Linked DNA regions of Mus musculus: regions 1, 2, 3 and 4 are each linked to region 5. Evidence: chromatin loops called from intact Hi-C (ENCODE). Cell type or tissue: heart. All regions are shown on one strand. Each heading gives the region's core, and the rest is flanking DNA. Links, peaks and the distances in the headings are about the cores only. Region 1 holds the start of Casd1 (CAS1 domain containing 1). Region 2 has its middle 30 kb from the start of Gm33959. Region 3 overlaps Ppp1r9a (protein phosphatase 1, regulatory subunit 9A). Region 4 overlaps Ppp1r9a (protein phosphatase 1, regulatory subunit 9A). Region 5 holds the start of Gmfg-ps.

Region 1 (6,258 bases), core at 875-5,874, 300 kb before region 5:
CATACATCCATGTTTTGGATGCTCAGTTTCTAAATGTCTTCATTTTGATGACCTTATATCAGTAGAGGGATCTCATAGCTAACACTCCACATTAACTTAGGAACCATCCTTAGCAATAAGTAGAGGTAAACTATTTCATTGACTTTTGATACTTTCATTATTGCTGATTTCTTAAGAGATTTTAGTAAACATTATATATAAATGCATATATATATATAACATATGTTACATTATGTATACAGATATTCCTTTTTAAACCATTTATTTCTATATGTCTGTGTGTGCTTGTGTGTGTCCTCAGAGGCCAGAGGAGGGTGTTGGACTTTCTGGAGCCAGAGTAAAGGGGGTTGTGACTTTGTGGCTACTGGAAACCAGCTTGTAGTTTTCTAGAAGAGTAGCAAGCACCCTTAACTGCCAAACCATCTCTCCAGCCCCTTGGCTGACATTTAAAGAGAGGTTTCCTTAAACAGTAGGCACAGTGCCACTTTCCTCATTTCTCTGTTTAAATATGTAAAGCCAGGCGTGGCGATGCATGCTCATAACTCCCTCCTCTGGGAGGCTGAGGTGGTAAGGAGCAAATCAATGCAGCAGGCGCTGTATGTTGAGATCCTGTCTGCTCTCCACCACAAAGGCAGGCAGTAGTCCCAAGGAGAATGGCCATAGTGTGCTCCCTTCCGGAGTCTGAGAGTTAAGAGAAAAGGGTGTGTGATGTAGTAAGGAGTGTCTGAAGACAGGAAGCAGTTGGCAAATTGTTCGAGGGACATGGGCACAGACACAAGTGACATCTTCGGGAAAAGGGAATGGAGAGAGAGAGAGAGAGCATGAGCACGCTTTGGTAATTTGGTTTAAAGTTATATACAGTTGAAACATCACACACATTCTCTCTTCTTCTCCCTCCTCCTTAATGTTATTAGAAAAGCAGTAACTTGCTATGAATTAAACATTCTAGATCCCTTAGGGTTAGACAAATAAGCAGGAGACTATTAATTTCATGATTTTAGCTTTCAGCAAGAAAAGATACATTTAACTAAAGCAAACTCTAGGAGATGGAGGGAGGGGTGAGCAATAGACTTGAGAACTATTTAGAAGAGACTGAAGACAGTGTAAACATTGGCTTGGATAATCATGTATAAAGTTGAGATTTGTAGGTTAGACGTAGATAGCAAAAGACCACAGATAATTTGAAATCTGAAATGCCAACAATTGCTAACCAAAAACTGTCCTACTGGGGAGAAGCAGAGGGTAGCTCTATAGGTACAGTATAAACACATGAATATGGCCTGACACAGTTGTGTGTGTGTGTGTGTGTGTGTGTGTGTGTGTACAGAAGGTAACTGATCCCTTAAAGAGGACGGGGACCTATCTGATGGTGAGGATGGCTCTGCCAGGAACCACTAGAAGCAGCCTGATAACTGGCACCTGGCTAGTGCTCTGAAGAAGAGGCAAAAAACAAGACTAGAGAAGGAAAAAAACTTGATAGACAAACACCAAATAACAGAAAATTCAACAGCATTTGAACCTACAAAAAATATCAGAAAGTAAAGAAGGTAAAGAGAAAGAGAGGGACAAAGAGAGGGAGAGGGAGAGAGAGGGAGAGAGAGGGGGAGAGAGGGAGAGGAGAGGGAGAGAGGGAGAGAGGCAGAGAGGGAGAAGAGGGAGAGGGAGAAGAGGGGGAGAGAGAGAGAGGGAGAAGAGAGGGAGAGAGGGAGAGAGGCAGAGAGGCAGAGAGGGAGAGAGGGAGAGAGGGAGGGGGAGGGGAGGGGGAGGGGGGAAGAGGGCCGGAGAGGGAGAGAGAGAAAGAGGAGAGTCCTTTGGATTTAACAAGAAATACCCATACCACCAGCAAAGAACCATTCAGTTCTTCAGGACAGAATGGGAACCAAGCAAGTGAAAATTTCAAGTAGCTACTCCTTCTAAAAGAAACAAAGAAGCAAATAACTTGGAACACAGAATCTAGTGGTGGTTTTAATTAAAAAGGGACATTTATCAGTGGAAAGGCATCAGCTAAGAGAGGGACCATTTATAGATGCCACAGGAAAGGGCCATCTTATGTGGAGATATCTACCAGGAAAAGCAGAAATAGGTAGAGGGGTTAACTTTAACACAGAGGAAAGGACAAAGGGGTTCCCAGATTTTCCCAGTATCTCAGAAAGCCTTCTGGGAAGCACAACTAAGTACAACGTCAGGTTTCTTTATTTTTGGCTAGCATTAGGCCAACCCTGGGGGTTAGCTCTGGTTATTGAAGGTGGATCAGAAATTCTAATTTGGTGTTGATGACATCATAGTATGTGTCTAGGATGTGATTGGCAGGCCACATATTGTTAGCCCAGTTATCTGGTTGTTGTCGTATCTGATTCAATTCTGCCAGCATGTGATCAGCCTCAGATCAGAAGAAAGAGCCAAAATTAAGCGACCACTTGCAGGGAACAGTGCCTAAGTGTTTGTACACTTATTTAACTTTATTGCTTATTAGCATTATATCTATGACAGTGATGTATGTGATTTCATTTAAGCGACAAGAATCTTTCATCATCATATGATGATTGTGGCTGGAAACATAATTTTAAAAATCCTTCAGTGGAGAGGATGGGAGTGACTCGACAGGATCTCTAAGTCCCTTTTCTCTAACATTCGAGAATGTTGAGAAGGGTCTGGAAGCACAAGGTTGGGGTTGGCTAAAAGTTGTAAAGAAGACTTGCCAACACCTCCAACTCAACAATGACTTACTTGTTCTAACCACAACATGCAAATAGCCATTCTTGTCTACAAGGCAACTCAAGACCAAGGGTATGAATAAGAATGCTTTTCAAAGGACACACAGAGTGCTGGGTCTATTGATAATCACAAAACATTAACCAAGTTTAAGGATTGCCACAGGCAACCAATCTGCTACCCTGGCCAACCTTAGTGTCAACAAAGATATTGTGTAAACATAAAGGAGAAAGGGGCTCTTATACTGACATCCACACCAACTTAGACACACTGTACAGGATGCATCTACACCCACTGCAACTGGACAAACAGCACATTGGGCAGTTGAGTATTAAACGGTGAACATGGGCCTTACACTTGAGTTGGGTGTTCGGATTTACAGCCACCCCAACACCTGGCCAGCATCTTAGGTGCAGAGGAACTTGCCAGACAGGTCGTGGGTGGCCTGCCGTTAAGGCCCCACGACCGTGGGAGAGCAGAGAGTAGAAAGTCCAGAAAGGGTGTGATGGGGGAAGCAGGGAGTGTACTTTTTTTTCCCGGAACAGTAGTTCTATTGCCCTAACCTGGGCTCAGGTAGCTGCCAGTCCACTTGGGCATAGCCCCGGAGCTGACATCTGGGCCGGGCTGCAGGCCCTGGCCCTCTGCCCCCCCAACACCCATACAGTCACCATGCCTGTGCAGCCGTCGCCGCCCGCTGCCGCCAGTGACCCGGTGACCCCGGAGGCCCGTCTGGGCCCGGTGACCCCGGAGCCCCGGGCATCCGGACCCCCGTCACAGGCGCAGCCGCTATTAAGGCAGGAGGCTACCAGGGAGGAGGAAGGGGAGGAGACAGGCGGCCAGGGCGCCTGGGGCACCGGCACGGCTGAGCAACGGCGGCGGGGTTGGGGGGAGGCCGACGAGGGCACGGGGAAGGCCGGCGGCACGGAGGCCGCAGGCTCGGACCCCTCGGCCCGCGGTTCGGGCGACGGGCAAGGGAGCTGGCGGCCGCTTCTCGGCTGGCTACGGCGCCCGCCGCCCCAGTGCTGCCCCTGCGCGGCGCCCCTTCCCCGCTCCGCCGCGCACTGTTGTCATGGAGGAACCAAGATGGCGGCTCTGGCCTACAACCTGGGCAAGCGGGAGATCAACCACTACTTCAGCGTGAGGAGCGCCAAGGTGCTGGCGCTGGTGGCCGTGCTGCTGCTCGCAGCGTGCCACCTCGCGTCCCGCCGCTACCGAGGTGAGCCGGCCCTCCCCCCGGCCCGGGCCGGCTCGGCCCGGGGGGAGGCGGCGCCGCGGCCCCGAGCGCGGGAGGCCGCCCCCCGCCGCAGCACGCCCACGCGCCGGCGGCCTCCCGCGGCCCCGCGGCGCCCCACGTGCCCGGGCCGACCCCTGCGGGCCCCTGCCCCCAGCCTCCCGCTCTCGGGGCCACCTCCTGCTGGAGCGGGGCTCCGGAGGCGCGCCCGGCCCCGCGCCCCGGTGCAGGAGGTCGAACCAGGGGCCCCCGGGGGCAGCCCTGGCGGCACCGCCTCCCGGATGCTGGGGTCGCACACGGTGCGCCCGTGGGGTCTGCCTCCTGCCCTGCCACTTCAGGGCCCAACGGTTGGACAGCGGCTTGGGCCGCCCTGCTTACTTTTGCCAAAAGGGCCAGTGTGGCTAAAGATGCCCATGGCCCACCTCCCTCCCGTGGAGGAGGTGCCACCAGCCTTTCAAACACTTTTCAAGAGTTTGGGTTGCACAGTTTTTGTTTTTGTTTTTACAAATAAAGACACTGAGGCAGGATTTTGGTTTTTGTTTGTTTCTTAAAGGAGTTAAGGAGTTGACCGGACTAGACGTGAGCGGGCGAAGCAAATAGTTAAGCCTTTTGAAAGCTGGCCTTCAATATGGGTTTACATACTGGTGGAAAGCTGGAAAGGAACCAATGAACTCTTCTCAGAAGGAATTATCCTTCAGTTGTCAAGGGATATTTGCTTGTTTTTTTGATTGATTTTTTTTCCCCTTTCCTTACGATAAATGCCACCAGGACAGTCACTGACAGTAGGAGGGAAATTATAATGATAGGATCTTTTGGTTTTGACCTTTGGTATCCTAAAAGTCATTATATGGACAGCTCTTGGTGACTGTGAGATAATTAGACAAATGTGACAGCCACGTGCACATTAGCGCTGGGCCCATTTATACTGTACAGCCCAGTCACGAGAGTACTAGAGTCTCGGCTGTATTCCCATTTCACATGATCTCTCAAAGTGGAGGCCATTTTGGTCAAACTTGATGGTTTGTTTCTACCTACTCTTGAGTTTTCCAGATCTTAAACTTTAGTATCATAGCTGTATCTTTTAAATATATTATCTTACAAATAGCTTAATTGAATTAAAAAAGATCCTTATGGCTAATTCTCCAGTCCTCTACAGATTCATAGCAGATGACCTATCAGAGCCTTGGCTTCTTACTGCTGACATCAAGAAAGCCTACATTTTCATATATACAACACAATTAGCAGTACTGATGAACCAACTGTTGATAACTCAGAGAACATGTTTCTTTTAAATGTGATTAATCTTTTTATGCTAGTTTGATATGAGATGACTGTCATCTAATTCAACTTTGTGTTTGTGATGTCAATGGAGCTAAAGTTTATGACTACAATGTTGTCCCAAATGTAAACCTACTGTGCCCTGCCTGCTTGTCTTTTTATTGTGCTTCTTGTCTTTTGCTAAGCTTGTGGAATACTAATTTTTAAATTTAGGTTATATTTTGCATCTTGCCAAGGTCTGTCATCATCGGGAGGAAAATAGAATGTCAGATGGGGCCTTATGAGTCAGGTTGTAAAGCCTCCTCCAGAAGGGACTTGTGAGTTTCCAAAGGTGCTTCAGTGCCTTGAGTGTGAAGCAGTACACCTGTCATATGTGCTTGTCCAGATTGAATATCAGGAACTTGAACCAGAGTCTGTGCAGGAGAAACTAAACATCTTACCAGGAACATTTTTGCCCTGGCAGTGTCAAACCATGTCAGGTGCAGTGCCTTTCGCAGATATGCATATATGCTTGATTCACATAGAATCATTTGGAACAAGAATGGAGTTTCTTAGACGAACAGTGGAAAGGACATGAAATGCTAAGATCTTGGGTGTGTGAGTATGAACATGCATCAAATGCACACACACACACACACACACACACCTCTTGCTTTGAAAATTACTCCACTTCAAAGAATTATTAGAAAGTAAAGCTTCCCAAAACCGTGCATTAGATTGAGCACTTACTGTATGCAGGCAGTGTTTAAGGGCTTTTCGTAATTCATTCTGTCTTTAGAGCCTCTAGGAGGTACGGTGTTTCATCCCCCCACCCCTTAACATTTCTGTAATCAAGAAGAGTCTTTAAAACTTTGATTGCATGTCAAAGTTTAATTGGTAACATTTTTTTCCTGTATGAAAAAATAATGATGTGTCTTAGATTCAGTGAATTAGAGAATTATTTACATTTTAAAGATGAAGCCAGAAAGGTTAAGCAAATTGCCTGAGAACATACAGCTAGTCAGTGGCTGAGCTATGATTTAGTACCAGTCAGCTTG
Region 2 (6,258 bases), core at 452-5,451, 350 kb before region 5:
GAAGGGATTAGGAAGTGAGGGGAAGGTAATTAAAGAGAAAGAACAGCCGGAAAGAACCAGAAAGCTAAAGATCCCCTCACCATCTGTTGGCAATCATCAAAATTTATTTGATCTTATTGCATATTTACTCTGTAATGGGGAAAAAATAAAACTTATTCTAATGAATGAACAAGTGAGGTGAACGGAGAATTTCATTATAACAGAGCTCACTAGAGGGGCGAGGAAATTCTCACCCACTGCAACAGGACAGATACAATTAATGCAGCCTAATTGTTTCTGTCTTTGTCCTGGCCCCTGATATGTGCACCACTAAAAGATTCCTCTGTTTTCCCTGCCTTTTGTGATGACGTGGGACACAGCCTTTTTCTATGTCTGTCTTTTCATCATCAGCGTTTATCATGTGTTTGTCTATACACTCTGCTCTTAGGAAATTTCTGGGGGACACAATGTGTATCCACCGTGAAAGTGGTCAATGTGCTACTTAGGTCTCCCCCCATCTAATTGACATCAGTGATTTCGTTATCAGTTAAAGGGTTTGCTGGCTGCACTATGGGATTCTATGAAGCAGAAAATTCAATATTTTCCTTTCCTCTGGCCCTTATATCTTATCAAATCCAAATTTCTCCTGTTTCTCCTACCTGCTTTGTGGTAAATATTTGGTGGCTTCTCTCCCTGCCCCCAGGCCACAGGTCATGTTCAACTTGTCATTCAGGCTTTGATGTCTATAAGGACTTTGTTTTTTCATTCCCGAAAGTCCCATCCAGAGAAAACACAAATCTGATCTTTCAAACCCCCTTTAGAATATTTGTTTCCAGGACATATACAGGGTCGTCTCAAAGGCTTCCAAATGATAAAACAAAACAAACAAACCAAAATTAACCTTCAGTAGCACCAAATCCCCTGCCTATTAACTGCCCCCCAAGGTCTTCTTCCTCACCTCGGAGTTTACACCCTCCAGCCAGACCAGAGTAATTTATAAAGCAACCACTAATAAATAATTAAGCAATTTTTATCATAATCAACTCCTGACATGCCTCAGGGGTGAATATTCCCATGTGTTCTTGAGCTCTGTGCTATGCATTAGTATTTAAAAATTAGCTGCTTTGGTTAGAGACAGTGAGTAAGCCTCTCAGGGAAGGCAGGGAAGGCTGCGCAGCCAGCTGTCACTCGGCTCATCTGGACAGAAGTCTTCATATCGCTCAGCCGCATCTCCGTATCTCTGAATACATATTAGTGTTGCCCACTAGCCAAGCCAAGCAGGGTGCAGCTGGACAGTGAACTGTAGGGTTTCCTTTATTAAAAAATGATTGAGACGATGTCATTCTTTGTCTAACATCATCTTTCATGTTCTTGGCCACACGTCTAACATGCCAGATATTTGAAAGCTTTTATCAGAAAACGCTGGCTCCCTCAAGTCAAAGGCATTATTTAATTTAGTTCTGGAGTTGGTTGAGAAAAATTAATTTTTGTTTCTATTAATTCTGCAGTCATATCTGTGTTGTGGGTGGACTATTTAACAGCTCACGTAATCAATAAATTACCGCTAAAGCACGGGCTGTTAATCAGAGACTCTCGCATGTGAGGTTGTCTCCTTGTTTATTTTCACAAGCTTTTCCTTCTCAAGAAACTGCCATCTTGTGACGGCAAAGCAACAGGATGTCACACAAAGCAGTGGCTCCTTGAACATCGTGTTTGTTCCTCATTGGAGACTCACATATCTCGACAAGTACCGATATCCAAAGCATTCCATCACCTTCCACCACTCTTGCATGTGGGAAGCGGTCCACAGTATCTGTTGGTTACTGTGCTAAATGCCACTAGGATAGGTACTCACATGTCTGGAGTATTCTACAAAGAAGATAGAACACTAGGCTTTCCACCATTTTCCTTTATAGAGAAAGCAGATGAGAGTTATCCATATGCTATTGGGTAGTACTATGTTTTAACAGCTGAACTAAGATATAACTAACACAGTGCTCTGTCTGCAGGTATTTAATACACAATCTTGCTATATCTACGAATGTTACTGTTTTGAAGTAAAAAGTTAGAAATGAGTGAAGAAAACTGCTCTGTGTTTACACTACAGAAATCACAAATAAAATCTCTGCACATGCCCCTCCAATCTCTAAAACTATATATATGTGTGTGTGTGTGTGTGTGTGTGTGTGTGTGTGTGTGTGTATAGTAGATAAGGGTTCTTTCTTTATCAAAATGTAAGTCAACTGTGTATGCTGTGGTGTATTTTTCAGACATTTTACTAGTGTCATGGACAATTTTCATGTCATTAAATATCACCCAAAAGATGATTATTAATATATATCATACATTTTTGTTTATCAATAGCAAAACAATTACAAAATAAACAATGAAGAAAATAATCATTAAGGAAAATTTTCAATTGCAGCAACATTCTAAAATATGGAAGTTTTTTTTTCCACAACCCTTAGTATAAGGAACTATTTAAGGTCTTAGTCACATTTATAGATTTTGTGGTGTGTGTGTGTGTGTGTGTGTGTGTGTGTGTGTGTGTGTAAAGTTATACACCCTAGTTTGGCTGTGAGGTAAAATGTGCTTTTCAAATGCTAGCAGGCCTTTTGCAGAGATGTGCTTTCCTTCTCGGCACTGGGCCTGCAAAGGGTATTTTCTTATTTATTTCATGGGTGACGTTCACATGAGGAAGTTTTCTTTTATATTTTGCTTGGCTTTTTTGCCTTGATTACACATTCATGTGTACATTTCTACTTGTATAATGTGCAACTCGTCACATCTGGAAAGTGTTTGGATGTGACGTGAGGTAAGCAGGTACCTTTGCCCCTAGGCTGACACGGGGTCTCTATCACATCATAAATTCTCCTGCGTGCAATCGAATTTTGATTTGTGCCAGTGGAGTGACGAAAACTGCAGCTCACTCCCTGAACTTTCTTCCTTTTCTACCTGTCCCCTTTAATGTGGCTGTGATTTAAAGTGGTGGGCTTTTTTCTTACACACCATAAAGCATCGTTATTAAAGTCTTACATTTAGATTTCTAGACACACATACCTGGTAAGGTAGTGCAAGCATACACAAAAAACAAAGGCAGAGAGGAAGTAGTAACCGCTTTCATCTTAGAGCTCAGTAGCAAAGAATGATAAAACACTGCGGTCCTTTAAATTCTGCAACTATTTTTCACTTTCTGGGTTTGTAGGGGTGGGGTGGGGGTGTTGTAAACACAACTCTTTAAAAGGTTTCCTAAGAGTGACTGTTTTCTTTTTCCAGCCAAGATACTAACTGTGAAATTCCTTATTCTTCCAGTAGAGTTTGAAACCACTCTTTGAAAGAATTTCAACATGCAAATTCACACTCTAAGAACAGAAGGCCTCCCGCCACCCAGCCCCAGTTACTCATTAAAATGGAAGTGTTCTGCTTCCACCAGCGGGTGGCAACCTCAACATACACAGCACAGTCTTGTCAATGGAACCACCTCGTGCAAAGACGAAATTGACCCCCAGTGTCTGACACCAGTGTCTGACTCCAGCTGCCGTCATTGCCCTTTAGCTGCGATAAAAAACAACAAAGGCCAGACCTCAAGAACTAATCACAACCAGAAACACTCTGCAACAGGCAACCAAATTACCGCCATTAAACGTGGGTCCAGAAAATCAACCATCTTTTTGGTTGTGAGTTTAGAGTTTAGTCTTTAAACACACGCACAAGAACACGCACACGCGCGCGCACACAGAGTTTGGCAACCTCACAGTTAAAAGGATGCATAGATGCAAAATAAGGTAAAATGTGTGTGTGTGTGTGTGTGTGTGTGTGTGTGTGTGTGTGTGTTTGATGCAATAACAATGAGAAAGGGCAGCCATGGATTTGAAAGAAAAAAAGGAAGACGAAACAAAGTATGTGGGATGGTTTAAAGAGAGGAAAGAGATAGGAGAAATGCTGTAATCATATTGAGAGGGAGAAAGGGAGAGAGAGAGAGACTGTGCATCTCTCATGCTCCTAAACTTACTCTTTTCATATTTTCAGATAGAATTGCAAAGAAAGTTCACAATAAATCACCTGTAATTTTAACTGTTGCTTAAAGTCAGTATAGAAGGTGATGAGGGTGACCACTGTGGTGAGCAATGCACACATTTGAATTGTGGGGGAAATGTGTGAGGACCTTAGGTAGCCAGGCTTGCAGTCCAAGGCAGTGGGAGTAAAGGAGAGCTCTCAGGGGCAAGACTTGAGAAAGACTGTGTGAATTAGCCCTTTTCATATGTCTTGGAAGCAAAAACAAAGGTCAGATTAAACTCATAGCTTCTTTTCTTTTTTTTTAAGAGCACAAGTTTATCGTACCAAGCATCAGATCATGAAAAGACAGCACTGTAGGACACTATCAGAGACAATTTGATCTATATATTTATATGCTCAGTCTCTAAGACAAATAAAACAGACCCAGGGTATTAATTGGGGAGGGTGGGGAGAAGAACCACGCCTTTCTTGCCCTGGTCATTTGGAATGAACTAAATGACTATCATTTGACTGATCGAAAACCTCAAAACCAAGGTAGACTAAAGGGCAGAGAGCAGGGCCAAGATGGGCATTATCCTCAAATCTTCCATGAAGTCCTGGGCGTTCTGTCCATTCCATATAGCCAATGCTCTGCAGCTAGCCCTGTGGCTAACCAGCACATTGGTCTCTCTTATTTCTATTGAAGCTAAAAGAGCAGAACAACAACAAAAAATTAATAGAACATTTGGCAAAATGGTAAGCACACCTTCAAGCTGAGTTAAGTCAAGGCTTAGTAAAAACAGAAAACAAAAACAAAACAAAAAGAAAAAGAACCTCCTCGGGCAAATAACAATGGCAAAGATGATAACACTGAAAAAAAAAAGAGAAATTGAAAAAGTTATCCTACATACAAGAGTAAGGGCCACTGGAGTAGGAAGTCCCTCCATTCAGCCTGCAGGTCTCTGATACTCAACATCAAACAGAAATCTAAAGGCTCAAAGAAAGACTTGCTCACACAGCATCCACTGGGGTTCTAGAGTGGCAGGCACTGCTTTATCCTGACCATTTTGCACATTTCACAGTGTATCTAAACCCCGAATTAGAACCAAGCTCTCCTGCCAAACGGTGCAGTTATAACAATGAAAAGTTCCAGGATGACCTCAAACATCCAAACAAAGGACTTCCATAAGTTGAATATTTTTCTTCATTTATAGAACACCTAGGCAGGAGTTTAACCTACACGCTTTTAATCCCAGCACTTGGAAGACAAAGGCAGGCAGATCTCTGTTTGAAGCCAGCCTAGTCTATATAGTGAGTTCCAGACCCAAGGCTATGTAGACAGACTGTCTCAACAAATATATATATATATATATATATATATATATATATATATATATATATATACATATATATATATACATATATATATATATATATCAAATTCTTTGACTTTTTAAATATTGAAGTGAAACTTGAGTAAATATTGGTTAGAAATCAATTTAGTGTGCTAACACTACCAGCCCAGTCTTTGAAGCCACATTCAGCAATCTAGAGGCGTAAAGTGGTGAAGGAATCATCACGTGACTGAGCGTCAGTATGCGCTTTCCACATGCCACAAGCTTTAGTAGTTTAGAGTCAAGGACTTTGGTGCTTGTAGCCAACAGAGGGGCTTAACAGCTAACTTCCACAGTGTTCGCCTGGTGCCAGACCTGGCCCGTGCCCTCCAAAGCATGAGCCAATCCTGTCCTTATAGCCATCCTGTGAGCTAGACACTATTATTATCTCTGCTTTCCACAGAAGGAAACTGAGGCTTAGAAACGGTAAGAAAACCTGTTCAAAAGAACACAGCGAGTTACTGGGGATGTGTGTGGGTCGTGAACTCAGACAGCATAACTCCAGAACTCCACAGTTTTGAATCTCCGCTATGCGTGCGCTCGGTACAGCTGCGGGCGCCATCCATCTCAGTCATGCCCGAGAAATCAGAGGTGTCTCATTTAGCTAGGTTCATGTGGCTGCTTTCTGATCTGCAGGGACCAGCATTTCCCAGCTCCCTTTTTTATGTGAAACCAGGCAAACTGGCTTTAATGAAACAGTCTGAAGGTTTGTCACATCTGAGTCCACTCCAATCATGAGTCTCGAGCTCACGGTGACAGGTTAGGGCACTGTGAAAACTAGCAGTGGAAATGTCAAAACAATCCAGAATGGGAGATTTTTGAGAGGGGGTGATAATAGGATGTATTTCTTAATTCGGGAAGAGCAATGGGAGGCAGTCAAGGGCATTTG
Region 3 (6,258 bases), core at 678-5,677, 210 kb after region 5:
ACTTCTTGGCCCTGGCGTTCCCCTGTACTGAGGCATATAAAGTTTGCAGGACCAATGGGCCTCTCTTTGCAGTGATGGCCGACTAGGCCATCTTTTGATACATATGCAGCTAGAGTCAAGAGCTCCGGGGTACTGGTTAGTTCATAATGTTGTTCCGCCTATAGGGTTGCAGATCCCTTTAGCTCCTTGGATACTTTCTCTAGCTCCTCCATTGGGAGCCCTGTGATCCATCCAATAGCTGACTGTGAGCATCCACTTCTGTGTTTGCCAGGCCCCGGCCTAGCCTCACAAGAGACAGCTATATCGGGTCCTTTCAGCAAAATCTTGCTGGCGTATTGCAATAGTGTCTGTGCTTGGTGACTAATTATGCTCAGTGTTTTTAATGTGGGTGCTGGAGATCCAGGCTCAGGTCCTTACAGGCTAGCAACAAATCCTCTGACCCACGCAGACATCTTCCTAGCCACTAAATAGCTTGAGCTCCTGTCCCTGTGAACAGTTTGGCTTGGCTTGGCTTTTTGTTTGTTGGGTTTTTTGTTTGTTTGTTTGTTCGTTTTGTTTTTTAGTTTCTGCCCTTCGGATTGAAAGTTGTTCTGACTGACTTCCTGGGTGGGAAGTAGAGAAGAGAGAGGCTGAGTCAGAGTGGATCCTCTCTTTACAGGGCTGAGGTATCCCCACCACAGCTTTGGTAGCCAGAACTGCTAGTACCAGCGAAAACAAATCTGCTTTTGTTGTTAGGGGAAGCCAAAGTCTAAAAACTGTGTGATTTAAGTCTGTGAAAAATAAACTCGAGACTAAATAAAGCCATCTATGTGGAAGGTTCACTGACAAGGGGAGCTGTGAGTTGTTACCTCTTTAGCAGTAAGCAGATGCTTATTTTTAAAGGAGCTGTAATCACAGTCTGAGAGATGTAACCAACACGTTGCTCATTAATAACCACATTCTGAGAATCCAAGCAGCCTTGTTAGAGGTTTGCCCTGCGCTCAGTTCACCACCCTGGTGGGGACCTTCTGACCAGGTTGAGTTACGACTCCACCAGCTAATTGCAGCTTGTTTTGCATATGTAGTTCCCTGAAATAAAACCCACTTTTGTTGGAAAAAAAAAAAAAAACAACCAAAACCAAAGCACCATCTATTAAGCTTAGAAAAAGATGGCAAAGATTTGCCACTGCTACATTTTAATAACATCATATATCTTCAAAAACACCTCCAGCTCCATTAGCTCCCTGCAGACAAAACAGGCCTCAGTCCAGTGCATAAACGATAGAAAAAAGTCTACACAGTGCAGAAACCGTTTCTCAGAGTTGTGTGTGAATTCCAGGCAGGCTGCCCTGGTGCCACGAGAGCCGATAATGTTGCTCTTATCTGATAGAAAATGTCTGGTTCTAGAGCACTCTTAAAACTCCCCTGCAAAGATAATATTTTTCACTTCCAAAATATTTTCCACGCCTGCACAGGCTAAGTGGAGTGCTGCAGGTGATGCTGACGAGGCTTCTGCCTGCCCCTTTCTGGTAGTCACACGTAGACATTTTGATTCAGTTACAGTTAGTCGTGTGCGTGTGCGTGTGCGTGTGTGTGTGTGTGTGTGTGTGTGTGTGTGTGTGCGCGCGCGCGTTCTTACTGAAAGCTATAAACAGAGCCCACACTCAGATTAGTTTAAACAACAGAGTAGATATTTTTGTTAGTAATGGATGGGAAAAAAATCATCCAGGCATATGAATTTGCTTTATTCTCTAAGAATATAATACCTCTGGAAAATAATTCCTTGTGGTTGTATATACATTTCCATGTTGTATATTAAAGAATATTCTTTTGTGGCTTTATTCTTGAGTGGCAGGTTATCATGGCTGTTTATTTGAGAGAGGTGTGTGGGGGGGTGTTATCTTTACAGCATCTTGCCTAGAGCCCCTCAGTAGATGCTTATAAAGTTCATCTTTAATTTTTTAGAGAAATGGCACAAGATCAGAACCTAGATATCCAAGATCTAATCCAGTTCTAGTGTTGGTTTTTTTTGTACAGTTAGGTTGATCATTTGCTCTGAGCCTCAGTTTCCCCACATCGCTGTACTCACTAAGGGATCAGGATTTCTGGTGAGCACAAAAGACCTCTGCCAGTATTTTTCACTGAGAAAGCTTGGTGTAGTTTCCTTGCCTGGCACACTCACACTTTGGGTATCTGCTAATGGCATCTGAGTGAGACGGACCACTAAGATTGTGGCATAAAACCAAGAAACCCAGATTCGGTACAGTCCTAACTCCGAAGTACTTTGGACAAAAAAAAAAGGGGGGGGGGTGAGATGGTGGGATGTGGTCTTCAGTAACTTTGTGGCAAACCAATTTAGGATTCAGCATAACCAAAAGAAACAGTGCCACCTGCATCACTTAGTGGCTGTGCTCAGCTGCAGAGCAGAAAATGTTCATGGGCTTGGCTGCAAAGTGTCTCCCTCCCCAGACCCTCCACTGGGCTGTTTGGACCTATAAAACCGGGAGAATTGGGAATTTCAAAAACATCCTTCCCATCAAAAACATCCAGAGAACAAATTGTGAACCTGTAAACTGTTTTCCCTAAATTCAAGGGTGTTTAGCCCTTAAAGAAATGAATGACCCCTAGAAGGAAAACAGTCGTGGTCGGGGAGGGAGTGGGGGCGGGGGAGTAAAGCAAACAAATGGCAAAGACCACTATTGTGTTGTAAAGAAAATGCTTTGGGGCTTGGAGTCTTTATACAGGTAGATCTTTTGGAAGGCAGAATTTTGAATCTGTACCTTTCCTGCGGTTAAAAAGGAACACAAACGGAAAACAAACCGGAGATTTCTGTGCCACTGCGTCCCACTCCTTCCTCTGCTGCAGAGCTGCTCTGCGGAATGTGAGAGCGACTCACAGAGCCACAGCGCCACCTTTCTGCACGATGTGGGAATGACTCTTCACACTGTGCGAGGCCTGTTGACTGGCTGGCTCAAGCCATTCTGTGGGCGAGCCTCAGGAAGGAAACAGCTCCTGGACGCTCAGATCGTAAAGGCAGAGCAGCAGAGGCCAAGAAATGAGTTTTCTTTTCTTTGGCCCCTTAGCAATTAAACTGGTAACTTAATCGGATATTAGGGACCGTGAGTCATAAACCCTATGTTTAATTAGTTTGCACCCACTGAGTCATTTTACATGCTAGACATTTGTAATTACAACCTGCTGCAATGCAGCAGGGTCCTGAGCATTTTTTTAATTGTGTCATAAGATATTCTTCTCGCTGCTGAGTCTTTAAAAATATAGAAACACTCTTAGTTGAGATGTTTTTCTTTTCAATTTTCAGTTGCAAATCAAACATGCAGTTACAGAAGCAGAGATTCAAAAATTGAAGACCAAGGTAAGCACCGCTCCGTGGTGTTTGAATTGTACTCTTTAAACTTCAGATACTCTGGGAGTAATGGATTTGCTCCCGTGCACTTGAGAGCATATTTCCATGAGATGGTCATTTCCAACATTAAGTACATCGATGGACCTGTCTTGAGACTGAGCATAACCGCACATAACCAGAGAAGGCCACAGGGCACTTGGTGTTTTAAGTAGATTTAAACTGTTTAGTCTCTCTGAAATTTCATTAAAAATAATATTTTTAATGGCTCAAGCATCTGTGTATTAATTTCTAAAATATAAGCTGGTATAGCAAATCTCCTTTCTGTCATTTACCTTATAATAATTTCAGCTAATTTACTGGAAGCAATGTATTGTTTTAATGTGGAACATTAATTTCTTTTTAGGAAAAACTTCCCATGTCTAAGAAGTAAAGTTATAAGCTCATTCTATGCATTGTGTAATTAATTTAGATTCAGCTGCTACTGGAAATCTTGAGATATACTCACTTCACATTATTTAAATTTGTTGAAGAGAAAAATATTAATAAAAGAAAATATTTTTAATCTCTATGAAATAGTGAGACATCAAAGGAAACTGTAAAATTCTTGTACAAGATACAGTTCTAGCTATTGTTGTTCATTTCTATCAAATGTATGTTTTCAGAGACTTAAAAATATCTTCAGTTGCTTTCAAACGATGCTGTATTGTTTCCATAGTCTTTTTAAAATTACAAAATAATTATTGCCTACGTCGAGTGATCTGTTTTCTGATTCACAGTGAATACATGCTTTGGGTTTTCCATGTGTTTTAAATGGAGATGAGTTAGCTGGTTAAATGGAGATGAGTTAGCTGGTTAAATGGAGATGAGTTAGCTGGTTAAGTGGAGATGAGTTAGCTGGCTACTTTGGTTAAGTGGCATTCCTGACTAATACGCTCTGGAGCTCTCTAGTCAAAGCTTATTTCAGCATCATTCATGGTGTCCGCGGCGCACCGTGAATTTTAAGTTTAAAGCTAGCAGGGCTGGTACCTAAACAACTGCTATAAAGCATTCATTAAAGATGCTGTAAAAAACCAAGCCCTTTTTATCTGAAAACTGTTTTTTGACTTTAAAAAGCAGATCTTATAAACTGTTGGTTACAAATAGGGAAAAGAGCCCCTGTGTTTATAAATGCTCCCATAGACAGGCTTAGGCATTTATTTATGAAGAATTAATTTAGAAAAGTCTACAAATTACTATTTTATATTTTCCTTTTAGGTTGGTATATGATAACACTTGAAAACATGTGATTATTATCAATGTTATATAGATTTCTTCACTTCAGTGTTTGGGACTAATCTTTACTTTGTAACCTCTTGTCCACATGTATTTAGTAAAATACTTTTCACAAAACTATTCTTGTGACATAGAAATGTGTACATTTGTGTGAATGTGTATCTCCATTTGTTCAATGCTCTATAGAATGGGGATGTCATTTGAACCTTGATAGCTTTGTACGTAGAAAGGGTAGACAGAGTAGCAAGGTGAAGAGAACGTGGTTGTCAGGGCAATTTAAACCCTCATCTGAAACTCAGTGTCATGAGTTCTGTATTAAGAGCAGCGCTGGACCGGCTTCCTCTTTCCTGGACTCTATAACCAAGAGGCCCAGAAAAAAAAACTGCACTCTGTGTTTCTAAGAACTTCCAGAGACAGAAACTACACAGAGCTGTCTTTTTGATCCGTTGGAGGGATTTAAATTAACAGGACAACTATTAATGCCTTTATTTTTTCCCTGTCTTTTATACATAGTATAAAGTAAGGTTTGAAAAGCTGTAGATGTATTTAACACTCCCTGTGATATACTGAGTGACAGAATGTGTTCATGTCAGTTGAAATCAACAACCTAGAAACATCCCCCAAAGGGTTAAAAGCACAGTAACAGGAGCTGACTCTCTCAAATGGTTAGGGTGCCCACGAGGTGTTGCAAGGATGCAGAGTGGTGAGAGCACAGGTGCCCTCTGACTCTAAGGGCACCTGAGTCACCACCCGAGACACAGGTGGTAACTCTTAGAAGCCTGAACCTCGTGCCCACGTGTTGAGGAGAACAACCCATAAGCTAAGTCCCTTCCTCACCATTAGTGCCTTTGCTTCTGCTCCTTTCCCACCCCCGCTCCCTTCTTAATTAATCATCAACTTCCTGTCCTACTCTTTATTTAACGTGCTTTCAAACAACGTGTGTCAACATTTAGTGGACCTAATCAGTGATGCGCTAGACACCATTTCCTGCTTGCAGTATTTCAAACGGCATGCTAGCAAAGAGAGTTCATGGGAGTTCATGTCAGATTTGTGTTTGGTCTTTTATCAGATGGGTAACCTTGAGCAAATCATTTCTCTTTTCAAGCCTTCCGTTTTATCCTCTATGGATATGGAAAGAACAGTTGCTCTTCTCATCTTGAGCTGTTTTGATGACTGACTGATTGTATATAACAATAGGGTTTTATCTTAAAAAGCTAATAGTGTGGAGAGATGGTGCTACAGACATGCCCAAATTATTTTTGCCTTGACATTTGTTTTCTCCAGCTTCAAGCAGCCGAAAATGAGAAAGTAAGGTGGGAACTAGAAAAGAACCAACTGCAACAGAATATAGAAGAGAATAAAGAACGGATGCTGAAGTTGGAGAGCTACTGGATCGAGGCTCAGACATTATGTCATACGGTGAATGAGCATCTCAAAGAGACTCAGAGCCAGTACCAAGCCCTGGAAAAGAAATACAACAAAGCAAAGAAGCTGATCAAAGACTTCCAGCAAAAGTAAGTGCTCATAGTGAGCTAAGGGCAGCACAGGCACAGGGAGAGGAAGGCTTGTCCCCGGGTGTTTACACTAGTCAGAGGGGGCAGAAGGACAGGCCGGGCTGTCCCTGTCAGATCACAGCCATGGTG
Region 4 (6,258 bases), core at 373-5,372, 180 kb after region 5:
GTGTTTGTTTGACAAAAACAAACAGAATTCATTGCCACTTGAACGGATTTTTTTAGGGGAAAATGATTGCATAAAACCTGGGATCATACACTTGTCTACGAGTCAGTCTCACTGAGCCTCTAAAGCACTGGAGATAGATATTTTCCCCCTGTAAATTTAGTAGCCAAGATTTTTTTCTAGCTGCTGCACTAGTGGTTAGCAAATTTCAGCTTGATGCTCTCCCTGGCCTCAAAGCCTGAGCCCCACAGCGTAAGCTCACGCTGTGTTTGCCCTCATGGTTCTGTCTCTATTCAGACACACAGAATAACTGGACAACAAAGCATGTTAAGAGGATTCTTGTTTTGAGTGATGGCATTTCTTGTCGTTCTTCAGGTCTGTGAGCCTTTGTTTTGTATTTTTCATAATAGGGGCATTGAATACTTGGACATTTGCTTTACTGTAGGCAGCAATGCGTATCATCTACATAGAGTCCGAAGGAAAGATTAATTGATACAGAAATGCTTTACAAAAAGGATCAAGTTGAATGTCCTCTTCCTTTTACGGGTTGTAACAGTCGAAGTCTGGAGCCCTCTGTGTTACTGCAAGTAGCACTGACTTCCCTGAGGTCAGTCAGGCTTTGTGCTTGTCCTGCAGCCTTCTCCATTCTCAGGTGTCCACAGCACTGGCCATTGCAGGCACAGGCAGAGCAGCCATTCATTCCATCTTCACAGGAGAGATAAAGGCTGTGTGAACAATGGGAGCTCACTCCACGCTTACATCTTCTAGGAATGGCGCTTGATCCAGAGTTTTCATTAACACTACCAAATATTAAGTTGGAGGATTGGGGTGTTTATCTCTGTTTTCTGTTTACCCTCTTTCTCTGTTAATGGAAAGTAAAATGACCAAGATCTGAAGGAAATGAGAAGGACCAATATTGGATATCCAGTGGATAGATGGGCCTTGAATAATTGATTTAATTTCCTGTATAATTGGGCAGTTTGGAGATTTGCGTATCTTTGTTAGGACAGGCTCTGAACGCGTACAATCAGTTGCTTGACTTTCCACTTCCCTGGTAACTCCTGGAATCATCTTGTGATTTCAAATTTAGAATCGTTTCGTTTGCTAATATCTCCTGTGACCTTCCCTCGTCAGAGCCAGGAAACCCTCTGATTACATACAGAGCAAGCAAGTACAGCTAGCTCCTTCCCAACTGAACACCAAGATGAGCATTGCCCACAGAATGGTGCAGCACTTCTGGTTTCGATCAAATTATCCAGGGTTCATTTTAACTTGGAGCACATCACGTTGACAGGTTGCTTGAATTGGCTGTACAGGAAACATCTGGATGTGAGAAATATTTCCTGCAGTTGTTAAAGGACACTAGCCCTTTGTGAAGGGAGAGATTGTCGAGTATTACTTACGCCTCTGTTCATCTGCTGTAACGCTTTAGGAAATTATAAGTCATGCTCTAATAGAATTTGAAATGTATAGATAATCCTCAAACTATTTAAATTTCTGCTGCTTCTGCTTTTCTCCAAATATTTAAACTAGAAGAGTTTCCAATAAGCAAACAGCCAGGTCTGTTTGAATTTGCATTCCCGTTCTGTGCACTCTCTGCTAACCATTCAAATTTTCAAAAGCACAAATAAAGTGGCCCTGCCTGGAGGCCAGAGGATGGGGGCATTGATTCCCCAAAGAGCAGGAGATAGAGAGCCGAAGGCTCAAAGGTTCACATGTGTGCACATCTGCAATGAGGGGTAGCATTTCTGGGGTTAAGAGAAAGAATGTTTATTGGGTCTGTCTTGTCTTGTTTTGTCTTGTCTTGTCTTGTCTTCTCTTCTCTTCTCTTCTCTTCTCTTCTCTTCTCTTCTCTTCTCTTCTCTTCTCTTCTCTTCTCTTTTCTCCTCTCCTCTCCTCTCCTCTCCTCTCCTCTCCTCTCCTCTCTCTCCTTTCCTCTCCTCTTCTTCCTTCTTTGTTTCTTTCTTTACTAATCTGAAATGTATCCATGGAGGGAGGATTCAGTAAACCCCTCACTCAACACCATACAATGAAGCTCTGTGTGCATGGTAAATTTTACTTGAAAAATTTACCAACATTTAATCTTCCATTATAATCTGTAACTGTCCGTGTTCAGCTGGTGTGGTGAGGTGATGTAGTTCTGTTATGTATTTTTGCAGTGACTTGTATTTTTGGCTGTCTTTCTACCTAAGAAGCCTGAAAGGCTTGAAGGCTGTGGTCAGGCTGGCAACAGCACTAACTGCAGCTGCATCTCTGATGTAGAAAATGAATATGGTCAATCTGAAGTTAAAAGGGATCAGTTTACACTCACTATAATGTTATATGACTATTTTACTTCCTTAAAGATCCTTTGATAATGGAGGATTTATTACATTCCAAAGCCTTTTATCACAAGTGACATTTCAACTTCTCTTTAGGCAACAGATTATAACATGATTAATCATCACTTCAGTTGACTCTTTCAAGATACAACTTCTTTTACTATTTGTTTTTGTTACTAGAAACTCATATCATTATAATCATACTGTGACACTTTGTCTAGAAGAATCTTTCAATGTATTGTATACAATTTAAAGCAGCTACTCAAGGGAATATTTGTTTTTATTGTTTCTATGAACATGTAACAGTTGGAAGGAAAGGTGTAATGAAAACTTTGATTGCATGAGTATTAAAAGATGTTTACAAAGATATCTTTTTTGTGTGAAAAATATTACAGGGCTAACACTAAGTTTGACTTAACGCTGTTTGCTGTTCCTGGTTGGAAACAGCTTGGCCCATGGGAGCAAGAGCTGGCAATGTTTGTGGCTAGCTTTTTTATTACTGTGACTATAGCAATGCAAAGAGATGTAACCCTGGGTCTATGATCTGGGGAGCTGAGTGCAGAGGCCCAGCAGTCTCTTCTTTGTACTGGACAGTGTGTGGTCCAGCCAGCATTTGAACTGCTGTGTTTTTCTCTCCTGCTGTTTTGGGGTTGGGAGGAAGCCCCTTTTAATTGTTTCTGTCAACATTTTAGAACACTGTGGCTGAATTGCAAGGAGTGTCTGGCAACTGCAATAACAATAACAACCGTTTCCTTAAGGTTTGTTTTTTGGCAGAAAATTCTGCTTATCTCTGCCCTCTTGCTCGGTGTGTGAAATTAAATATTCTACACGTTTTATTAACTTCCTATTCCCTGAAAAGCATTTCTGGAGCTGTGTGTTTTGTATATTGAATAATAATCTGAAAGTGTGGTTTGAAAACTATAACATTCATTTTTATACACAGGTCTATAAGTTGGACTCACTTCCTTGTGTTTAACCATGGGCATATTTAACCTCTAACTCTAAATGTTCTGTCATTCAAATTAAAGGGAAAACCTTCAGAAAGAAATGCAGCATTAGACCTGGTTAATATTTGCAAAATATAATATACATAGCAATTTATTTTCTGCTTAAATATGATTGTTTTTTAAGAAAAGAATTTTCCGATGCTTTGGTCTTAAATTTTCATTATGTGTTTGGATGAACACAGTATCGAGTCCAAAATAGACAATTTACTTTAAGTCCTCATAGTGGAGCTTACGTGAATCACGTGTGGTTAATGGGGTCAGTGTGTTGATGACATGCAAGGAGCCCAACTTATGAGACAGCTAAATCTTAATTGTGTTCCAGAGGCCACATTTTTGTAGGATCTTTAAATGTCTTAAACTATATTGTTTTGTTTGTAAAACTCAAATATTTACTGATCTCCATCACTGAATCATGAGGTTATTTAAAACATGCTCTGAAAACTATATCCATTCCAGAATGTCATCCTATACCTCATTCTGAGTTTCAAGAATATTCTTTGTGTGTATCACCAGCGATCACAGATAGAGAGAAGTCAGAGCCACCGATGATAGAGTCAGGTCAGGAGTCTTTGCCTTTGCGTGGTCATCCTTTTGTACCTCATTTTATTTATGTGGTTTGGAAAAAATATAATGGAATTATTTAAAATATATCCTTACTATTCTTTCTAGCTGTCATAGTATAATATTACTCATTTCTGAGCTAGATCCAAAAACAACAGGAAGCCCTACTTTGTCCAGTCCTTTCAGGCCATTTTGTTTCTCTGAAAGGACAGACTGTCTGCCGAGCAGCCTGTTTCATTCAGTGAAACAGTTTATCACACTGAAACCACGGAGCACGAAGTGCTAAAGAGGCAGCATGTGGACAAGTATAAATGACGTTTTACAACTTTGGACATATTTTATTTTTTTCAGTTGAATACAGTTTTTTCCCAGGAAGCCAGCTTGCCTCTTAGTAAGCAGCTGTGTGCTGTGGTTGGTTTAGCCTCTTGTTATTGAATTGTTCATTTTCTTGGTGTTTAGGGTTTTTAGTTTTTTGTATAATTTAGACATTAATCCTCTGTCAGATAACTAGCACACAAAGATTTTGTTTTTGTCCCATTCTGTAGATGCCTCTTCAGTCAGTTAATGGTTACTTTGTGGCACAGAAAACTTTAATTTCATGAAGTCCCACTTGTTCGTGATTGGTGCTTTAGTCCTTCCCAGACCCATGTCCTGATGGACACCTCTTCCTCTTTCCTCTAGCACTTTCAGATGGAACTTGGAGATCTTTGATTGATGTGCCATTGATTTTTCCTTTGGGTTGAGAGACCAGGGTGAACTTTCCCTCGTCTACAACCACATGCCCAGTCTTCCCTGCACCGTGTTTTGAAGATCTGTCATTTCTCCAGCATGCACTTTTAGCATCCTTGTCAAAAGTCAGGTGGCAATAGGTCCATAGGCAGGTATATGGGTCTTATTTTCTATCCCATTGATTGTGTCTGTCTTTGTGCCCCATACCATGATGGTTTTTCCATTCCTGTGGCTCTATAATATAACTTTGTGCTTCCATACACATTTTTTTCAGTTTCTGTGAGGAATTGCATTGCAATTTTGCTGGCAGTGATTTTGAATCCATAGATTGCTTTTGGTTTTATGGTCATTTTACAGTATTAATTCTATCAATCCATGAACACAGAAGTTCTTTCTGTCTTCTAGTGTCTTCTTCAATTTCTTCAGTATTTTACACTTTTACCCCAAGCTAATGTTTTCATTCTTTTTGAGGCTACTGTAAATGGGATTGTTTCCTTGATTCCTTTCCAGTATGTTTGTTTTGGGCATAGAGGGTGGTACCTACTGATTTTGGTATGTTTACTTTGTAACCTGCAGCTTTCAGCTCTAGGGACTTCCTGGTGGAATCTCTATTCCATGATGAATAGAATCACGTTGTCTGCAAACAGGGATGCTTTGACTTCTGTTCCTGTCTCTTGTCTACCTTCTCTATCTGGGCACTGGATTAAATGAGAGCGAACTGGTGAAAGCAAACTGGCTTTGTCCTGTTTCTGATGTCCGTGAGAACATTCCAAGTGTCTTGTCTTCATGTGTCATGAAGGTGGCTCTGCTACCCTTACAGCCTTTACTATGCTGAGGTGTCTTCCCTTCATCTCTAGCCTCATGTCAGCTAGCTGAGTTCCTGCTGGCAATGACTAGCTGAAGAGCGCTTGCTGTTGACTGTTTCTGGGGAAGGAAGGGTCCTTTTTATTTTTCCAGAAGTGTGTTCACTGGTTAAGTTGCCTATTTTCCCGGTAGCAACTGTAATTGCACCCAGTGAGTTATTTTTTAAAAAGAAGACATGAAGTTTGGAGGGAACATGTGGATGCTGGTTCTGCAGAAGTTGTAGGGAGATTGTAAGGGTACATATAAGTTTATTATATATATGAATGAACTCAAAAATACATTTAACTGTTATTATTATTATTTTGCTGTTGTTGTTTTTTTCAAGACTGTTTTCTCTATGTAGCCCTGGCTGTCCTGGAACTCACTCTGTAAACCAGGCTGGCCTTGAACTCAGATCCACCTGTTTCTGCCTCCCAAGTGCTGGGATTAAAGGTGTGCGCCATCATCACCTGGCCATATAACTATCTATTTTTATTGAAAAAAAAGAGAGAGTAGACGTGTAGTTTACTATGTGAACATACCCAAAAAATGATGTGCTTGTATTTCTTCTGAAACTCAGCATATATTTGTAGTTTAAAATGTGATGAAGAAAGAGAACTGCATAGAATGCAGGGAGAGAGTCAGTATGAGACACAGCAAGACTGGAGAGGGGATACGGGGAGAGTTTGCCAGCCCAAGCATTTTCACCCTTAGTTACTATGGCTTAGCACTTCTGCAAGTTTTTGCCCTCTGCCACAGGTGAGCATGACTTCTTGCTTTAAATATGCTTGCAATTGAAA
Region 5 (6,258 bases), core at 545-5,544:
TTTATTTAGGCTATTCTCTCAAAAAACCTGGTTTCTATGCTGCGTTGAAATGACAGAAATGTTTCCAGGAGATTATCCCAGACAGCACAAATGTTCTTTCCCAAAGTAGAGGCTGGAACCACAGCTCCTTCATACTGTCGGTTACATCTGCTGATACTTATAGCAGCAGCACCCACTTCCCAGACAGGAAATGCCAGTTTCTTGGTAAGGACCGAGAATATGGAGACGCTTAAAAAAGGGGAAAAATGTCTATCTGAAAATCAGATCTACAAAATTAAGGATCTAGAGAGTTATTTAGAAACGGAAATATTTTCCTTTCATAGCACCGAGATTCTTTGTGTATACTTGCCTGGCTATTCTCTCATCCTTGTTTTCTAGGAAATGAAGCTGTAAATACATTCCCAAGGCCCAACCCTCTGTAACATGTCCTGATATTTCCGGTTAGAGAGGTGGCTCAGTGGTCAGGTGCTGTACTGTTCTTCCTTAGGATTTGAGTTCAGTTCCCACCACCCACACCTGGTAGCTTCACACACTGTCTGTAACTCCAGTTCCAAGAGATCTGATACCCGTATGTATTCATGGAGACCAGAAACATGTACTATCTATCTCATTCATGTACTATCTCATGATACATAAATACATACTCAAAAATCAAGTGAATCTTTAAAAATATAATTTGTTAGGAAAACATTGTTTTAATTAATTACTGCAGTGTATTGTATCATTTCCCTTTTGGGGGGGAGGGGGTTTGAGACAGGGTTTCTCTGTATAGCCCTGGCTGTCCTGGAACTCACTTTGTAGACCAGGCTGGCCTTGAACTCAGAAATCCGCCTGCCTCTGCCTCCCGAGTGCTGGGATTAAAGGCGTGCGCCACCACGCCTGGCTCATTTCCCTTTTTTTATTGCTAACTTTTTGTGGCTTAGTTGAATTAAGCTTGGTGGTTAGGTATGTGCAGAATAAGTACACACACATATGGTTCGGTACCATTTTTATTTTGGTTATAAATTGGGGTTGGGGAGGGCTTGGAATGTATCTGCAAAGATAATTCTAGGGCAGAATATAAAGATGGGGGAAATTACTGGAACATGGAAGGAAAAGAAGATATTCATCCCAGAGCTGAGTCCACTTCTACCAATGAGAGGCAAGACTTCCAGCACAATTAGTGACATTTGCTGTAAAAGTTGAACACACACACACACACACACACACACACACACACACACACACACGTTAAAATAGCTATGAGCCAAGCTTAAGGACAGGCCACAAATGACCTTGGAAGTACCTCATTTCTTTTTCTAGACATTTTCTAGAAATCTCAAACAAGAACTTTTTTTTAAAAGAAGATTTACTTATTATTATAGATAAGTACACTGTTGCTGTCTTCAGACACACCAAAAGAGGGCATCAGATTTTATTACGGGTGATTGTGAGCCACCATACGGTTGCTGGGATTTGAACTCAGGACCTTCGGAAGAAGAGTAGTCAGTGCTCTTATCTGCTGAGCTATTTTGACAGGCCAAGAAATTTGTTTACAGTAAAGATAGCCTATCTTTCAAAATTAGGGTGATCTAGAATTTTACAGTATCAATTGAAACCTGGAGGGCACGCCTGTGGGATTACCCCAGTATCTCATTTAAGTTCTTTGCTCATCCTTTGAAGACAATAGTTTCAAAACTGGCCTGAATGATATATATCGGAAATGGTATATACTGGAAGGAAAACAAAGAGAAAGCCTCAGAGAATGCCCAGCTGTGTTCTGGAGTGTGCCTTCATCGTACCCTAAGTGTCTCTATCTACTCTAAAATACCCTTTAACAGGCCTCAATCCTGCAGCCTACGAGCTAATTCTAAAAATTCTGCATTAAAGCAAAGGTTGAGAATTTTAAAATCTAAATGACTAGGGAACAGACAGGCTGAAGAGCGGCAGCACTGAACAGACAGGCTGAAGGGCGGTAGCCTGACCCCTGCCATGGCTACTGAAATTCTAAATCTAACATTCAGTGCTATATGGAATATTAAGTACTTTCGCCTCTTTCTAGATTGCCTGTATTGAGAGGGTTACACGATCTTGCAGCTTTTTCTATGCACACACACAATTTCAGGCTATTGTTGCTACTATATATTTATTTTTATTTTCCTGATTCGGTTACTCTGAATAGCCTTGGCTGTCCTGGAACTCACTCTGTTGTCCAGGGTGGTCTCAAACTCTAAGATTCATCTGCCTCTGCCTCTCTGCTGGGATTAAAGGCGTGCGCCACCATTGGTCAGCTGTTGTTTCTGTATCTCCAGACAATGGCTGGATTATAGGGTGTCCACAAACTCAATTCTCCTGTCTTGGCTGTGTTGGGATTATGTGTGCACCTCACATACGTGTGGCAAAAACACAATTTTGACTCTTCAAAAATGGTACCTGTGCCCTACAAGGCTTTTGGATACATCAATGGTCTATATTGACCATCAAAGTCCATTTTGTATGAAGGAGAAGAGTATGGAACCTGTCACATTATTTGGGAGGAGAGGGTGTAGTGAGAGTTTTTAACAGGGCAAAACCAGTGAGTGTGAACAGAAAAGATATACAAGAAGAAAAGTCCAAAGTCCTCTTCATCCCTTTCCTTCTAGTAGTGTGGCCTTGAGGGTCAGCTGGATCATCCCAGTGGACACCACAGTAGAGTAGACTAGGGCCTAGGTCTTGGCCTTCTAGGCCAGCCCAGGCCATGGCCAGGCCTTGGATGCCTGGGGTCACAGACTTAACCACAGACTGTGGGGTCCTCAGCATCTGGAAGGCACAGGCCTTGCCCTAAGTGCCAGAGCCCCCTCGCCCACGGTCTTGGGGGTGGGGCGGCCTTGCCTCGGGCCGGTGCCTTTCGCCCTTCGTTGGCCGCCAGAGGCTCCCTCTCTCCCTCTCCTGGGATTTCGCTGCTGGGCTCCCTCTCTTTGCGGCCCTAGAGTTAATCCCATCAGCCGAGGTGAGGCACCTGTTACCCCGGGGCCCTCCTCATCCCCGCGGCCTGATCCCTAAGTCCATCGGGCCTCGCGGGCCTCAGGGCCCGGCGTGGGGGGCCCCGCACGTGGGCCGAGCGGCGTCCCCGATCCCAGGCCGCAGGCGAGGGTGCCCGCTTGCGCGTCGGGTCCCCAGGCCGGGCCGCCATGGCTGGGGTGGAGGTGGGGGGTGGGGGTGGGGGGAGCGCAGCGCGCGTCCCGGGGCCGCCCCGCGCGGGCAAGACGCGCGTGGGGGGCCGAGGCGCGAGTGCAGGCGGCCGCCGCGCGCGCCGCGCCGTGACGAGCGGGCGGAGGGCACACGGTCGGCGCCGAGCCCCGCACGGTCACGGGGGGGCGGGGGGGAAGAGCGCCGAAGGAGTCCGACCTCCCGCCCGGGCCGCTCGGTAAGGGGGCGGCGTGCGGGTGGCGGGGCGGCGGGAGCGCGGGGACGCGGCGGCGTGCACAAAGGCGGACCCGCGGGCGGGTGGGGGTGGACTGCGGTCCGGGAGCGCCAGGGTGAGGAGGGAGGCTTGATCCTCTGCGGGATCTATTGTTTCCCCGGCACACTGGGAGGAAAAGCAGAGGCATTCGTGTGATTGTCACCCTAGCCTTTGCTCTCCCTCCGCTCCAGTGTGGCCGGCGAGCTCGTCTCTCCCCCGGTGCCACAGACCGGGATCCGCCTGGCAGCGGCCCGGAGCCGCCGCCAATGTGTTAGGACTTCAGGTGCTTCTTGGCACCAGGCTAGACTGCGACCTCCTCCTGCCTTAGCGCCTGGCGTCACCTGCTCTCCCGGCCCTGCCCCGGGGGCCGAGGGATGGCGTCCCGAACCGGGCTGGGGAAAATCAATCGGCTGCCTCTCAAGTTGGTGTTATTTATGTTTGTCTTTTGTGAGGGCAGGTTTTTGAATCCCCGGCGGCCCCCTTCGCCCCCGCCGCCCCCGCCCCCTCGTGCTTGAATTGGCGGTGGGAGGGAGCGGGGTGTGCAGCTAGGGGAGAGGGGAGGGTGTTTATGGGTAAAAAGGACATTGTCAACGCTTTCCAAAAAGGAAAGAAAGAAATAAAGGAAAAAACAAAAACAAAAAACAAAAAACAAAAACAAAAACCAACCCAAACCACAGGCACCACACTCCTCTCTTGTTTGCCTGCATGGGCCATGCATGCATGCATGCGTGCCTGCTGGGCCAGGAAGCGAGTTTTGGAGCTGATTTAAGTGAAAGTGTAAGCTCTCTCAGCTGATGGTGCGTGAGCGTGATGTGGTTCCGTGTAACATTAAAACAAAACAAAACAAACCAGAATAATAAGAAAAAAAATGTTTAGAACTGCGTTGAGTGCCTGAAGTGTTGGGCTGCTGGCGTCCTGGTAGAAAACCCAGCTGTGGGCTGGAGGACAGCAAACATGCATGGCGTTCACTTTTTTTTTTTTCTTCCTATCTTGAAGTAAGTTAGGGGCCAGAAGGAGTAGACAAATCAGGACTGTGGAAGGAAGTGTCATGGCATACCTGATTTCTGATTGTCACATTCTCAGGCATCTATTCCCAGGAGACTCCACTCCTTAGTTAATAATAGCCTCTTGGCTAGGAAACTTCCAAACAATGCATAGAAAAACTTACAGTAAAACTTAATTGACCTTCCAGAACTTACTTCTGTCTGTTTTGTCCTGAAACTGATACTTGAGCATGGTGTACATGAGGCTATTAACTCAGAACCATCGAAGAAGCCTCTGTAGCCATATTTTTAGAGTTTGGGAACGTTAGACTCCAAACTTTTCCCTGTTCTGCACGGTTATGGAAAATTCCCAAATCAAGTGGCCATTTTGATTTTTTTTTTTTAAAGAAGTAAATGAGTTGTCGAGTTCTTTCATAATTCATTCACAGAAATACCTCAAACTTGGTCTAAAGCATTATTGTCAAGTGGTGTCAAGTGGTGTGTGCATGTGCGTGTGTGTGTGTGTGCGTGTGTGTGTGTGTGTGTGTGTGTTTTGCAAGCATCTCCAAGTTATGTTTGTTACCAAGGACAAACTAGAATAACTCCGTAGCTTCTTAACTTTAAAGTCCCATTTCGAGGTAATTGACTTGATGTGTGGCGAAAACACTTAGAAAACAAGGTGTTAAGTGTTGACTAGTTCACTGAAGAGAAATTCACATAAACATATGAATTCAGAAACTCATTCTTTTCTATTACAGATGAACCTCTAGTCTTGCTTTGAAAAAAGCTATTTTGTGTAACTCTTGACTGTGAATACATTTCTAATACAGCCTTTGGAATCGTCACGGGACAAGTGTGCCATTTGAGCGGCCCTGTGCCTGGTCAGACACTGGGGATTGAGAAGAGAGGTCTGTTTGGCTTTTTGGTTGTTTTTCCCAGTGACCATTATGAGCATTGGCTTTTCACCCTTGAAGTAAACATGTTGAAGGCGGAATCTTCAGGGGAGCGGACCACTCTCAGAAGTGCCTCTCCTCACAGGAATGCGTACAGAACAGAGTTCCAGGCACTGAAAAGTACTTTTGACAAACCCAAGTCAGATGGGGAACAGAAAACGAAAGAAGGTGAGGGCTCCCAGCAGAGCAGAGGTAGAAAGTATGGCTCCAATGTCAACAGAATTAAAAATCTATTTATGCAGATGGGTATGGAACCCAGCGAGAATGCTGCTATCATTGCCAAAACCAGGGGGAAAGGTAGGCCCTCGTCCCCTCAGAGAAGAATGAAGCCCAAAGAGTTTGTGGAGAAAACGGATGGCTCAGTGGTTAAGTTGGAGTCCTCTGTCTCTGAACGAATCAGTAGATTTGACACAATGCATGATGGCCCTTCGTATGCTAAGTTCACGGAGACTCGAAAGATGTTTGAGAGAAGTGTGCATGAGTCAGGGCAAAACCATCGCTATTCCCCAAAGAAAGAGAAAGGTGGAGGGACTGAACCACAGGATGAGTGGGGTGGCTCCAAGTCCAACAGAGGCAGCAGTGATTCCTTGGACAGCCTGAGCCCCCGGACGGAAGCGGTCTCTCCTACTGTGAGTCAGCTGAGTGCTGTGTTTGAGAACAGTGAGCCTCCAGGTGCTCTCACTTCTGGGAAGGCTGAGAGCGCTGACTACTCGGTGACCGGGCACTACCCCCTCAATTTACCATCTGTTACCGTCACCAATCTGGATACCTTTGGCCGTCTCAAGGATTCTAATTCGAAGCCTCCATCAAACAAACAAGATACTGATACAGAGGATGCTCAGAAGAGCGATGCTGTGCCAGTACCGGAAGTGGCTCAGAAAGGTACCTCTTTAGCTTCATT

The links. A loop is a pair of places that touch in the nucleus more often than their neighbours do. Peaks named below come from ENCODE experiments on the same cell type or tissue, not always from the same donor. Only the 100,000 strongest peaks of a DNase experiment are listed, where the experiment ranks them.
Region 1: it touches region 5 in a loop (2.8-fold over the local background); 5 of 42 quality-filtered maps call a loop at or near these places.
Region 2: a loop joins it to region 5, with 2.3 times the contacts of the local background. A loop is called at or near these places in 3 of 42 quality-filtered maps.
Region 3: it touches region 5 in a loop (4-fold over the local background); 12 of 42 quality-filtered maps call a loop at or near these places.
Region 4: it touches region 5 in a loop (2.4-fold over the local background); 2 of 42 quality-filtered maps call a loop at or near these places.

The regions. Positions count from the first base shown.
Region 1 is chr6:4,597,374-4,603,631 of GRCm38, forward strand. Casd1 (CAS1 domain containing 1) reads left to right here and starts at 3,538. Exons shown (of 18, transcript NM_145398.4): 1 at 3,538-3,928. The coding sequence starts at 3,796. In heart, for the core only: no CTCF peak of the experiment used is centred there; DNase peaks (open chromatin) are centred at 3,418, 4,008 and 4,128; H3K4me3 peaks cover 2,165 bases; H3K27ac peaks cover 2,258 bases.
Region 2 is chr6:4,554,463-4,560,720 of GRCm38, forward strand. No RefSeq gene overlaps it. Among named protein-coding and RNA genes, the nearest start is that of Gm33959, 30 kb to the right of the region's middle. RefSeq lists an enhancer at 1-604. In heart, for the core only: a CTCF peak has its summit at 3,414 (motif pointing right); no DNase peak of the experiment used is centred there; H3K27ac peaks cover 399 bases.
Region 3 is chr6:5,107,702-5,113,959 of GRCm38, forward strand. Ppp1r9a (protein phosphatase 1, regulatory subunit 9A) reads left to right here. Exons shown (of 16, transcript NM_001363809.1): 8 at 3,299-3,352; 9 at 5,900-6,129. Among named protein-coding and RNA genes, the nearest start is that of Gm46949, 43 kb to the right of the region's middle. In heart, for the core only: a CTCF peak has its summit at 2,901; a DNase peak (open chromatin) is centred at 2,900; H3K4me3 peaks cover 775 bases; H3K27ac peaks cover 2,488 bases.
Region 4 is chr6:5,080,031-5,086,288 of GRCm38, forward strand. The region is part of intron 6 of Ppp1r9a (protein phosphatase 1, regulatory subunit 9A); the gene reads left to right. Among named protein-coding and RNA genes, the nearest start is that of Gm52886, 28 kb to the left of the region's middle. In heart, for the core only: no CTCF peak of the experiment used is centred there; no DNase peak of the experiment used is centred there; H3K27ac peaks cover 658 bases.
Region 5 is chr6:4,900,064-4,906,321 of GRCm38, forward strand. It overlaps Gmfg-ps, which reads right to left and starts at 3,151. Exons shown (of 5, transcript XM_030255708.1): 1 at 2,985-3,151; 2 at 136-228. The coding sequence starts at 3,151. Ppp1r9a (protein phosphatase 1, regulatory subunit 9A) reads left to right here and starts at 2,912. Exons shown (of 16, transcript NM_001363809.1): 1 at 2,912-2,968; 2 at 5,163-6,258. The coding sequence starts at 5,384. In heart, for the core only: a CTCF peak has its summit at 2,886; DNase peaks (open chromatin) are centred at 2,998, 3,608 and 4,188; H3K4me3 peaks cover 2,107 bases; H3K27ac peaks cover 2,043 bases.